Linked DNA regions of Homo sapiens: region 2 is linked to region 1. A link is a loop called in an ENCODE intact Hi-C map of the cell type or tissue named here. Cell type or tissue: PC-3. All regions are shown on one strand. Each heading gives the region's core, and the rest is flanking DNA. Links, peaks and the distances in the headings are about the cores only.

Region 1 (5,388 bases), core at 185-5,184:
TTTGGTAGAGATGGGGTTTCACTAAGTTGGCCAGGCTGATCTCGAACTCCTGGCCTCAAGTGATCCACCTGCCTCGGCCTCCCAAAATGCTGGGATTACAGGATAGAGCCACCATGCCTGGCCCAGCGGGTCCATTTTTTAAGGGTCTGAATTGAACTATTCCATTCTGCAGAAGGAAAACTCCAGTCTCTGCTTTCTAGCCCAGCAAGAGATTATCTTCTCACATCACATCCATCCTTCCCCACTTCCAAGTAGTAGAGGGCACGCATTGAAAATACAGGACCAGGAAGGATAAGTGGGGACTGAGGTGGGGGTGGTGGGGGACACTGATCAGATGAGGGCAGCTAGTACAGGTGGTGTCCAGGGAGATGATGGCAGAAGTGGGAGAGGTGGCCAGTGAAGGCAGGAAGAGGAGCACCCAGAGACTGAATTCACCTGCTCTGGTGGAGCTCAGGGCAAAAGACCCAGAAATCTGAGGAGGCTGGGAAATCCTGAGAACAGGAGGAGCAAGCGACCAAGGTCTAGAAAGAAGGCCTGAAAATGTACAAGGAGTATTCTTGATGGGAGGAGATGTTGGTATGTCCCTCTTGACCTGCAGGTACCCACTTTTCATGAAAATGATGGAGGATGAAGGAATGATGAAGTGTTTTTTTTTTTTTTTTTTTTTGAGATAGAGTCTTGCTGTGTCACCCAGGCTAGAGTGCAGTGGTGCGATCTCGGCTCACTACAAGCTCTGCCTCCTTGTTTCACACTATTCTCCTGCCTCAGCCTCCCGAGTACCTGGGACTCTAGGCGCCCGCCACGATGCCCAGCTTTTCTGTATTTTTAGTAGGGACGGGGTTTCACCGTGTTAGACGGGATGTTCTCGATCTCCTGACCTCGTGATCCACCTGCCTTGGCCTCCCAAAGTGCTGGGATTACAGGCATGAGCCACCACGCCCGGCCAGAATGATGAGTTTTTAAGCTGAGGCCATGTTGAAATCAGAGCTGCTGACTATGAAGGAGCTTGAACTTGGAGACCGTGTAGGTCCATTCAACATCTTAATCCCACAGTCCTGGGAAGGCCACAGTTCTGATGAGGTGGGGAAAGAATGCAAGAAACTGCCCAATTCTAAAATATTTCTCAATGCCTTTTTCTTTCAAGGAGTGGTTTTAAAAACCTTCCTAAACCAAGAGGGTGCAGGGATGGCGGTTGTCTAGGGCCATGAGAGTAACCATCTCCTCTGTTTTTACTTTAGTGAGGTTGATGAGTGACCAAGAAGACAGCAGTCCTTTGAGTTCCAACAAAGTGGGTGATTGACACTTGGAATTTACGTTGGTTTTTGTGTGCTATTATCATCTTGCACGGCACAAAGATAAATGACTCATTGGAAGAGTGGCTTTGGGAGGGTGGGGGATAAAAGCCGGTGTGCAATGATTTTCTCTCTAAATTCCAATGCTTTCAGAATATGCTCTGTTTATTGACCACAGTCTTCACTGGTTTTGCCAGAGTTGTCACTAAGCACCTCAGAAAACAGCTGCACATGTGAGATGTCAGGTTGTAGCAATGCTGAGAGTCTGGGCCAGGCTGGAACTGAACTTTTTAGATGTCACTGCAGGCTGACATTTTTTAATCTCACCACAGAGCATATTTAATATCTATTTAAGTGTTCAATTTGCCTTAATCTTCCTGGCAGCGAGTCATTTGTCTGATGGTTCCCTGCATAATAGAGGTCATGTTGATACAGGGCTGGGGCCAGCCCTAGCCAATGGTGCTTGAGTGAGGGGCTCTAGTGCCTGCCCTGCCACCACCTCACCTTCCTGCTACTGTGCCTTATACCTGTTCTCTGCTTGTCTATTTGCAGGCTTGCAAAGATTCTGTGAAGATATAGAGATGATGATTGGATTCCAGCCTAACATCTTCTGGAAAGTCTGCTGGGCATTTGTAACCCCAACCATTTTAACCGTAAGGATTTTGCATGTTTTCTTGTGCAGACAGCACCTTGCATACGTATGTGGTGTTTTACATTTGAACAGTGCATGCCTGTTTACATTTGAACAGTGTGTGAGCCTGGGAGCTGGTAGGTTGGGTGGTGGTCTTGTCTTTCAAATGAGAAAACTGAAGTTCAGAGAGTTGAAAAGACTTGCCTAAAGGTGCCTAGCAGGTCAGGTGCAGAGCTAGGACTCATGCAAAGGTCTTTGGAGAACATTTCCTATGGCACATTTCCCATTATATCAGTTCCTATATATATATATAAATTTATATATATTTATATATATATCAGTTCCTATATATATAATATCAGTTATATATATTCCTATTATATAGGAATTCCTATTATATAGTTATATAGTTATATATATAACTATATATTCCTATTATATAGTTATATATATAACTATATATTCCTATTATATAGTTATATATATTCCTATTATATAGGAATTCCTATTATATAGTTCCTATTATATATATATCAGTTCCTATATATATTTATATATATATCAGTTCCTATATATATATATAAATGTTCCTATGGAACATTTCCTATGGCACATTTCCCATTATATCAGTCTGCTTTATGTACTAATAATGGCTTACAATCACAGCCACGTTTTCCACGTGCTAATTTGCTGTAGGCTTTGTTCACAGTGCTTCCTATGTATAGCCTCATCTCTCCCTCACAGTAGCTCCTCAAGGTTGGCATTATAATTATCTCCACTTTACAGATGAGGAAACGGAAGCCCAGAGTTGATGTGACTTGCCTTGCCTTGTACATCTAATAATTATCAACAGCTTGGATTTGAACTTAGGCGGTCTGCCTCTAGAATTCATGCTCTTAATCACTGTTCAACACAGCTGCTCTACAACTAATATAGCATTAAGCTTTTATGCTAATTTTCATTGCTTTTGAGAACTACCTTGTCATCTTCAAGTGGGATGATGACATTTTGGGATCATCTGACATTCACCTTCTTAAAGATCAGAGCCTTTCACGTTTCAGAAAATCTGCAGTTCAGGGTCTTACATTCTCATTTTGTCACCTTTGTTATTGTGCTATAAGCTGCCAGCTTTGCCCCACTTCACACTGCAAACACAGCAATTGACAGAGATCCTTCCCCATCCTCCTCTGTGGCTTGTACAGGTGTAATTTTGGGAACGCTGGAGGATGTTGGCTGTAATTCCCACAGAATCCAGTAGGTGGCACTAGAAACCAGATTAAGGCCTTTGTTTTGCTATTACACATGGTCCCAGTTTCCCTAAAGGCAACCAAGACAGGATGAAAGTACAATCGCAGAGGGAATACATTTTTTTCTTTCTTTCTTCTTTCCTTCCCTCCCTCTCTTCCCTTCCTTCATAAAATGAGTTTTAATCAAAACATCTCAATTTCTTTCTGAAAAGCTAGAAATGTAGACAGAAAAATCGTTCAGCATTGATCTCCCTCTGCGTTGACATGAACATCATACTGAAGCTGACATCTGTACCTATATTTTAGAGTCTGCAATTTGTCTGAAAAGTCCCACCAGATTTGGGGCATGAGAGTTGAAAAGGGTAGGCTTTCTATCTCTTGAATTCAGGACTGGAATGTATATGAAGAACTTGAATTTACCTAATCGGTGGGAAGAGAACATCTGCGAACAGACAGACTCACAGGCCTCCGGTGTTCCCATCTCTACTGCACTTGCCCTCTTCCCCGGATCCTAACACTCATGGTTTATGCTTGATTAAAATCAAAGTTAGAACATGTTCTAGATTTCCTCTTGCTTTTCTTCCCACCCCAAAAGATACTGTGCTTCAGAGGATTTTATTATACTCTGGAATAACATTTCACATAGTAATAATCAGCGCTGCTATTTGTTGTGGTCTATATGAGGCAGGCACTTCATAAGCATTGTTTCTAAAGCTTAGGACCACTTTGCCTGCTGGGTGATTCCTCTCTCATTTTACACGTGTGTGCACTGAGGCTTGGAGAGGTCAAGGAACTTGCCCCAGGCCACTAGATTTGGAGGTGACAATGCCAAGAATTGAATCCAGGACTGTCTAAGCTTCAAGCCAATACCTATATATTATCTCTAAAAACCTAGTACTTTCATCTTCAATTAGAGTTTGGCCAGTTTGGATTAAAATAGTTCTAATCATTTTTGTGAGCAGAATGTCAGAGAAGAGGAATTTTACGGACTTCCTGTTTTTTGAGAAAGTTCCTCAACTATGTTGTGCTTTACTTAGTTTCTAATATAAATCTTATGCCAGAAAGTTGTGGAGAGGTCCCAGAAAATATCCTGAACCAGATTCCCCTTCTGTGTTGGCTGGGAAGTAAGGACAATGAGAAGGGGTCAATTCCATCATCATTGTCAACTGATGAGTCTCCCTCCAGCACCTTCTTTGGCTGCCATCACAAAAAGGTCAGGGTGTACCTGACTCAGTGGCTAAATTATTATCTCTCATGGCCAGTCCCAGCCAAGGACAGGGTTTCATCAAAGTTAACTTGGCAGAGGGAAATTTATGGCAAAGGACAAATTTGCCCGGGTAAGTTTGATATGATATTTGTGCAACTGGAAATGAGTGTCGGAGGACCAAGCCCAACACTTATTTTTTGCCATTTGCCCTTCTATAAAATGGATATTTGTGGTGTGCTGGAATAGGCTAAGATTATGGGTTTAAATTACTTTGGAGCCCCTAAAACGAAATTGATCATTTTTATATATGCCTTCATGGATTTATAGAGCTATAAATATTCTCCATGCAATTACTGTATACATAGTCAGATCACGTTACTGAGTTATGCATGCACATAAGCAGATGTATTGCTATTTATATAGTAAATGAAATGGAGCAGCTTACCATAATTACATTAGGCCATACTTACAATACTCTGGTTAATAAAGTTTATAACTCTAGGGACAAATGTTTAAAAAGGGGCCTAGAGTAGACATCTCTTTCCATAGAAGACTTTTTTCCAACAGTTGTCTTTGGGCTCATGTTGCTTTGAATCAATATATTGAATTATTATTGTACTGAAATAATCACTTGCCCCAGCTGCCTGGGCTTTGCGGCAGTAATACAGATGCCTTACATCCATCTAGCACTTCACACTTTTCTAAAACACTTTCATACATTATCTTTCCTGGCAAAATTCCTTCCAATCACTTTTGCGCAGTTATTTTGTTGTTTAAGTTAGGAAGAGAGGGGTGGGGAGAGGAGGAGAGGACTTACATAGGTACATTATTCTAGGCTGATGTTGCTACAGGCAGGGTGAATACAGGGAGCCATACACTTTTCAGGGAAATTTTCCCCCAAAGGCTTGAGTAGAGAAGTTAGAACCTTGGCTCCACTTTTTAAAGATGCCTCCATTTTCAGCACTTAAATTCCTTTCTTTCTCTTCAGCTGCACTGGCCAAGTCTTCAGAG
Region 2 (5,388 bases), core at 55-5,054, 1.5 Mb after region 1:
AAAAGAACAAAGGAAAGCCACTATGCAGTAATATGGAATAATGCTCTTCTGCATAAATATGAACAATTTCAGTCTCCTCTCAGTTCACTAATAATTCTATCATTTAGACTTCAGTATGCTCAATTATAACTACATATTATTCTCTTCCAAAATAGCAGTAGCCTGTTTTTTTAATATAAATAAGTAATTATGAGTATGGAGGTTGATGGCATAGAGAGGGCATTCATTAGGTTTTTTTATTAGGTATAATGATAATACCAGTAATGGCCTTATTCTCTTTCTTGTTTTTCTTCTTATTGACCTTTCTTTTCCCTCCAAGCAATAGTGTTATGAAAAGTGAGTGAGCCGAAGAAGCCTAAACCAACACTGGGAGTTGGATTAGCTCTTACCTGATAAAATATGTCATCTTGTCTAGAGATATGATGCTTTGGTCTTAGAACTTTTGAAAAGGGGTGTGCTTAGTCAGTTTGCACTGCTATAACAAATCACCATAAATTAAGTGACTTTAAACAATAGAAATTTATTTCTTAACAGTCTGCAGGTTGGAAATCCAAGACCAGGGTGGAAGCATGGTTGGGTTCTGGTGAAGACCATCTTCCAGGTTGCAGACTGCCAACTTCTTATTGTACATTGGTATCCTCACATGGCAGAAAGAGAGTGAGAGCTCTGTTGGGTCCCTTATATACGGGTATTAATTTCATTCTTGAGGGCTCCACCCTCATCACCTAATATTCTCCCAAAGTCCCCACTGCTAATACCGACACATTGAGTCTTAAGAGTTCAACATATAAATTTTGAGAGGAACACAAACATTCAGTTCATTTTAGGGAAAAATTCTGGAAAACTAAACCTTTTATTTCATCCTATATTTTCAAAATAGAGGAAAGTGACAAAGAACTTAATTTATTTTTTGACCAATACCAGTATGAAATAACTAAATCAACATTATGAGATAGCAAAAGGAAAAAGAAAAATCATTCCCAAAGGGGCCACTATGTTACTCGCTCCTCTCTTACCTACCTAAAGCAGAGGCTCCTGACCAACATCAGGACCCTGCTATGCTAAAAGGAGACTAAATATCTGCCCAGATGCTAATCCTCATATTCCTCTCCATGGCTAGATGTAGCCTGGGGTGGTCAGAGCTATTCATCTTTTATATAATCATAACCATTAAGTTTACCCAATGTGCCTATGAATATTTTTATTTCCCACATGTGCCATTATAAGATAAAGGTTAAAAAGCACTGACTGATGTAAATTCTGCCCAAGCCTTCTCCACAAGACAGATTGCACTTATCTAGCAATTTATCTCTCTCTCTTTCTCTCTCCCTCTGTGTGAGTGTCTGTGTGTGTGTGTGTGTGTACGTGTGTGTTAGCGTTCACAATTACCCTAAACATGTTTGGAGGCGGTGAATCAATATTATACAATTTTACATTTAATACATCACTGTACATATAGTGAGATCTTTATAATAAAATGCTGGTTGATATAAATCCATTTTATGTCAAAATAAATGAATATGGCATGACACATCACTCCCTCGCCTATCTGAACCAGCATTCAGACAGATCCAGAGAAGGGCATGATTTCTACTTTCTTTCTTTCTTTCTTTTTTTCTTTTTTATTTTTATTTTTATTTATTTTTTTTTTTTTTTGAGACGGAGTCTCTCTGTCTCCCAGGCTGGAGTGTAGTGGTGCGATCTAGGCTCACTGCAAGCTCCGCCTCCCGGGTTCCCGCCATTCCCCTGCCTCAGCCTCCCGAGTAGCTGGGACTACAGGCGCCCCCGCCACCACGCCCGGCTATTTTTTTTTTTTTTTTTTGTATTTTTAGTAGAAATGGGGTTTAACCGTGTTAGCCAGGATGGCCTCGATTTCCTGACCTCGTGATCCGCCCGCCTTGGCCTCCCAAAGCGCTGGGATTACAGGCGTGAGCCACCATGCCCGGCCGTGATTTCTACTTTCAACATTTAAGCCACATTCCATATCCTGATGGAAGTTCCAGAGAAGAGTTTGCATACAGTGTTTCCAGTTGTGTAAGTAGTTATTAGTATGAAAATATTTTATTAGACAAGTAAAAACCAAGGTTGGTGTGAAAGTCACAACTCAAACTGCTGACCAGACCACTGGCAGCTGGTTGCTGGTCCTCAAAATAGCTTTTTTTTTTTCCATGTATAAACTTTAAAAATCCATGCCTTTGGTTTTGAGTCACACAGTCTGTGGGTTCCCCCTGCTGGCTCTTTAAGTATTAGGACTCACAAGCTAAAAAACACGTAGGGATACCTATACACTGAAAACCAACTCCAGAGACAAAGCATCAGAATGATGCCTTGTATTGGAAGATTCCAGTTTGGAAGGGCAGAGAGATGTGGAGATAATACTAAGCTTATTTAACCTAAGAACCAGTGAGACTCAGCCCATTCTATTTGACATGTTTACCCACTTATTGTTTTTATGAATTGGTTACTAATGTGTAAAATTTGAATTTTTCGTTTCCTTTGAAAGGCTGCCAACAGAGAGTCAATATTGTTCCACAGCTGTGGTAAAGTAGTGTTTGCCCTTCTTAGATGGGGCATGCCCACTTGCCCACTAGAATTTGCCACAGTTACTAGTATTTGCTATGCCATGACTCACACTTACCGGGTGTGTCAGTTGTCCATTATCATCAGGCATGAGCTGTTTTTTTTTTTTTTTTTTTTTTTTTTTTTTTTTTTTTTTTTTTTTGTATACTTAGCCAATTTCACTCATTACAGTTTGGTGCCCAGATTCCACCAGACATTTGAGTTTTGAACTTCCGCTTTGAAACATAGGGCAGGTACCAATTTCTCCAAAACTCACTACTGATTCCTCCAAATCCTTATACCTCAACCCCTTGCAAACTAAGTGTTTTTGTTATTTTGACATATGTAATTTAGAACTTAGCTGCTCGTAATGAAGCTACTTTTACCGCTTGGAGCTGAAATATGATAAAAATACATATAGAGATTCCTCTTAATAATGAACTATCAAAAGAATACCCTTACAGTACTGTTTCACTTCTGAATCAATTTCTATAGCTGCAGCAAGGAAGAAGAGAGAGACTAGTATTTAAAAAAACTTTATCAGTCAAGTAGCAGAAGAAAAAATACACTGTGACTGAGAATGGGATGAAAGAAATATCTGAGGTCTTTTAAGAAAAGACCATATAATCTTATCTAGACCTGGCCACGACAAGCTGAAATTGAGGAAACCCAAAACTCCTTTTACACCGCATTTGGGTAAAAAGCAAAGCCTTGACCTGTTATTACCTGCCCCCAAGAAACCCAAACCTGCCATCAGGACTCACTGCTTCTTGATAATAGAGGTGCCAGGCACTGGTGGTTCACCAAAGCAGCTGTTAAGTTTATATATTTAGCATGAAATGAGTTTCTTTGGGGAGGGTGAAGATGGACTTTTTTTTTTTTTTAACACTGGAATGGTTAAATAATGATTTTCTGAGAACTTTCTGTTAAAAGGCCCTCCTATTCAAGTTCAGTTTCTTCCCTTCATCCACCTCTCATTCCAAATCTTCATTTTCCACATCTCAGTAGTTCTTACTCTATTAAGAGATAACAAAATGAAGCAGTATGAAGATTCTTGCCGGGGGTCAGGATTTCTGGATCCAAATCACATCTCTGCTGCTGACCATTTTCTGGACCAGTTTCTCCCATTAGCAAAATATGAGTTTAGAATACAGAAAAATGCATTGCTTTCCTTAATGACTACTACGTAATTAGGCATCCATGTACGTGTGCTTATCTAGTATAATCTTTTAAACTAAACACAAAAGCAAGTCAAAGGGTCCACAGTTAGTGTATGAGAATTATACATGACCCAAATATAAGCAAGTTGAATATGGGGGCCTTATTCACGTCTATTTTTTCTTATGGCAGAAATCTTTTCTAAGAATTTCTTGTTGTTTTATGATAAAATGTTCATAAAATGAAACCAAGCAGCTCAAACTGTATAATGAATTACTAACAACATTAAATACAATAACTAATATATCCAAGCCAGCTAGCCAGACACCTCTCAAAGAGAAATAAATGATTAGGTCCCAGCGGCTTGAAAGATCATGAATGGTAATCATGTCTAAAGCAAAAATTTGAAAAGTCCTCAGGGCCAAGTGGGCCATATCTGTCTCATGGGGTAAATAGTGGGCTTCAGATATTAGGCAATCGTTAATGTCTCTGCTCTTTCTAATATCCCCTTCCTCATCCTTCTTGCTAAAGTAGTATTTTCCAAAGGGAATTTCATGGGATATCACTTGGTATCCTAAAGAAAAACAAGAGAGAGGGGGTAAGAGGCTCTATAATTTTTTAGGATATGCTGAATCGAATAACAATATGGTAGAAACAACTAGTGGGTACCAGTCTTAATACCTGGCTGATTAAATAATCTGTACAACAAAATCCTGTGATATAAGTATACCTATGTAACAAACCTGCACTGATACCTAGGAGATTAAAAGTTAAAACAAAACAATATAGTGAAAACAGATTCTTCCCTGAGTCTTTAATATACCAACATGACAAGTGTTCTGGGAATTTGCATAAGGCGATAGCTACAGTAGTTCTCAATGAGGTTTGGTACCATCCTCCAAGGATCATAGTATTAGTCTGTTTTCACACTGCTAATAAAGACATACCCAAGGCTGGGTAATTTACTTTTTTATAAAACGTTTTAATTAACTCACAGTTCCACATGGCTGTGGAGGCCTCACAATCATGGTGGAAGGCGAAGGAGGAGTAAAGGCACATCTTACATAGCAGCAGGCAGGAGAGCCTGTGCAGGGGAACTGCCTTTTTTAAAACCATCAGATCTCATGAGACTTATTCACTATCATGAGAACAGCATGGGGAAGAACCCGCCCCCATGATTCAATTACCTCCCACCAGGTTCCTCCCACGACATGTGGGGATTGTGGGAGCTACAATTCAAGATGAGATTTGAGGGGGTAGGGGGGCAGAGCCAAATCATATAAATCACTTATAAATGTATTAAGTCAATTTTGATTATCATGATGATGAGAACCTTTACTTGCATTTAAAGTCCAGAGAACATGGATGCTAAATAACGTGCAATATTTGGGGATAATTGCAGAAAACAAAGAATTGTCTGGCTGTAAGTGCTAGTAGCCTCTTGTTGACATCAGCAAAGACTGCAGCATTTCCAAAAGGAATTTGAACAAAGAGCCTTCAGTTTGGAGTGAAACTTGTGAGACTACTATTTCCTGGAATCCATTTTGGGAAAGGTAGCTTAAGATACTTACTTAAAGACTTAGTTATAGCACTAGTCACCACCCACCACCACCTATGAATTTCTTTTTTTAACTGGGACTTGGTGAAGACCCAGATTATTTCAATCCCTTT

Evidence for each region. A loop is a pair of places that touch in the nucleus more often than their neighbours do. Peaks named below come from ENCODE experiments on the same cell type or tissue, not always from the same donor. Only the 100,000 strongest peaks of a DNase experiment are listed, where the experiment ranks them.
Region 2: it touches region 1 in a loop (12-fold over the local background); 8 of 110 quality-filtered maps call a loop at or near these places.

Annotation. Positions count from the first base shown.
Region 1 is chr11:20,644,990-20,650,377 of GRCh38, forward strand. SLC6A5 (solute carrier family 6 member 5) reads left to right here. Exons shown (of 16, transcript NM_004211.5): 14 at 1,845-1,945. Among named protein-coding and RNA genes, the nearest start is that of NELL1, 22 kb to the right of the region's middle. In PC-3, for the core only: CTCF peaks have their summits at 3,155 (motif pointing right) and 3,355; a DNase peak (open chromatin) is centred at 3,182.
Region 2 is chr11:22,150,709-22,156,096 of GRCh38, forward strand. The region is part of intron 1 of LOC124902645 (a long non-coding RNA gene); the gene reads right to left. Among named protein-coding and RNA genes, the nearest start is that of ANO5, 40 kb to the right of the region's middle. In PC-3, for the core only: a CTCF peak has its summit at 2,233 (motif pointing left); a DNase peak (open chromatin) is centred at 2,573; H3K27ac peaks cover 274 bases.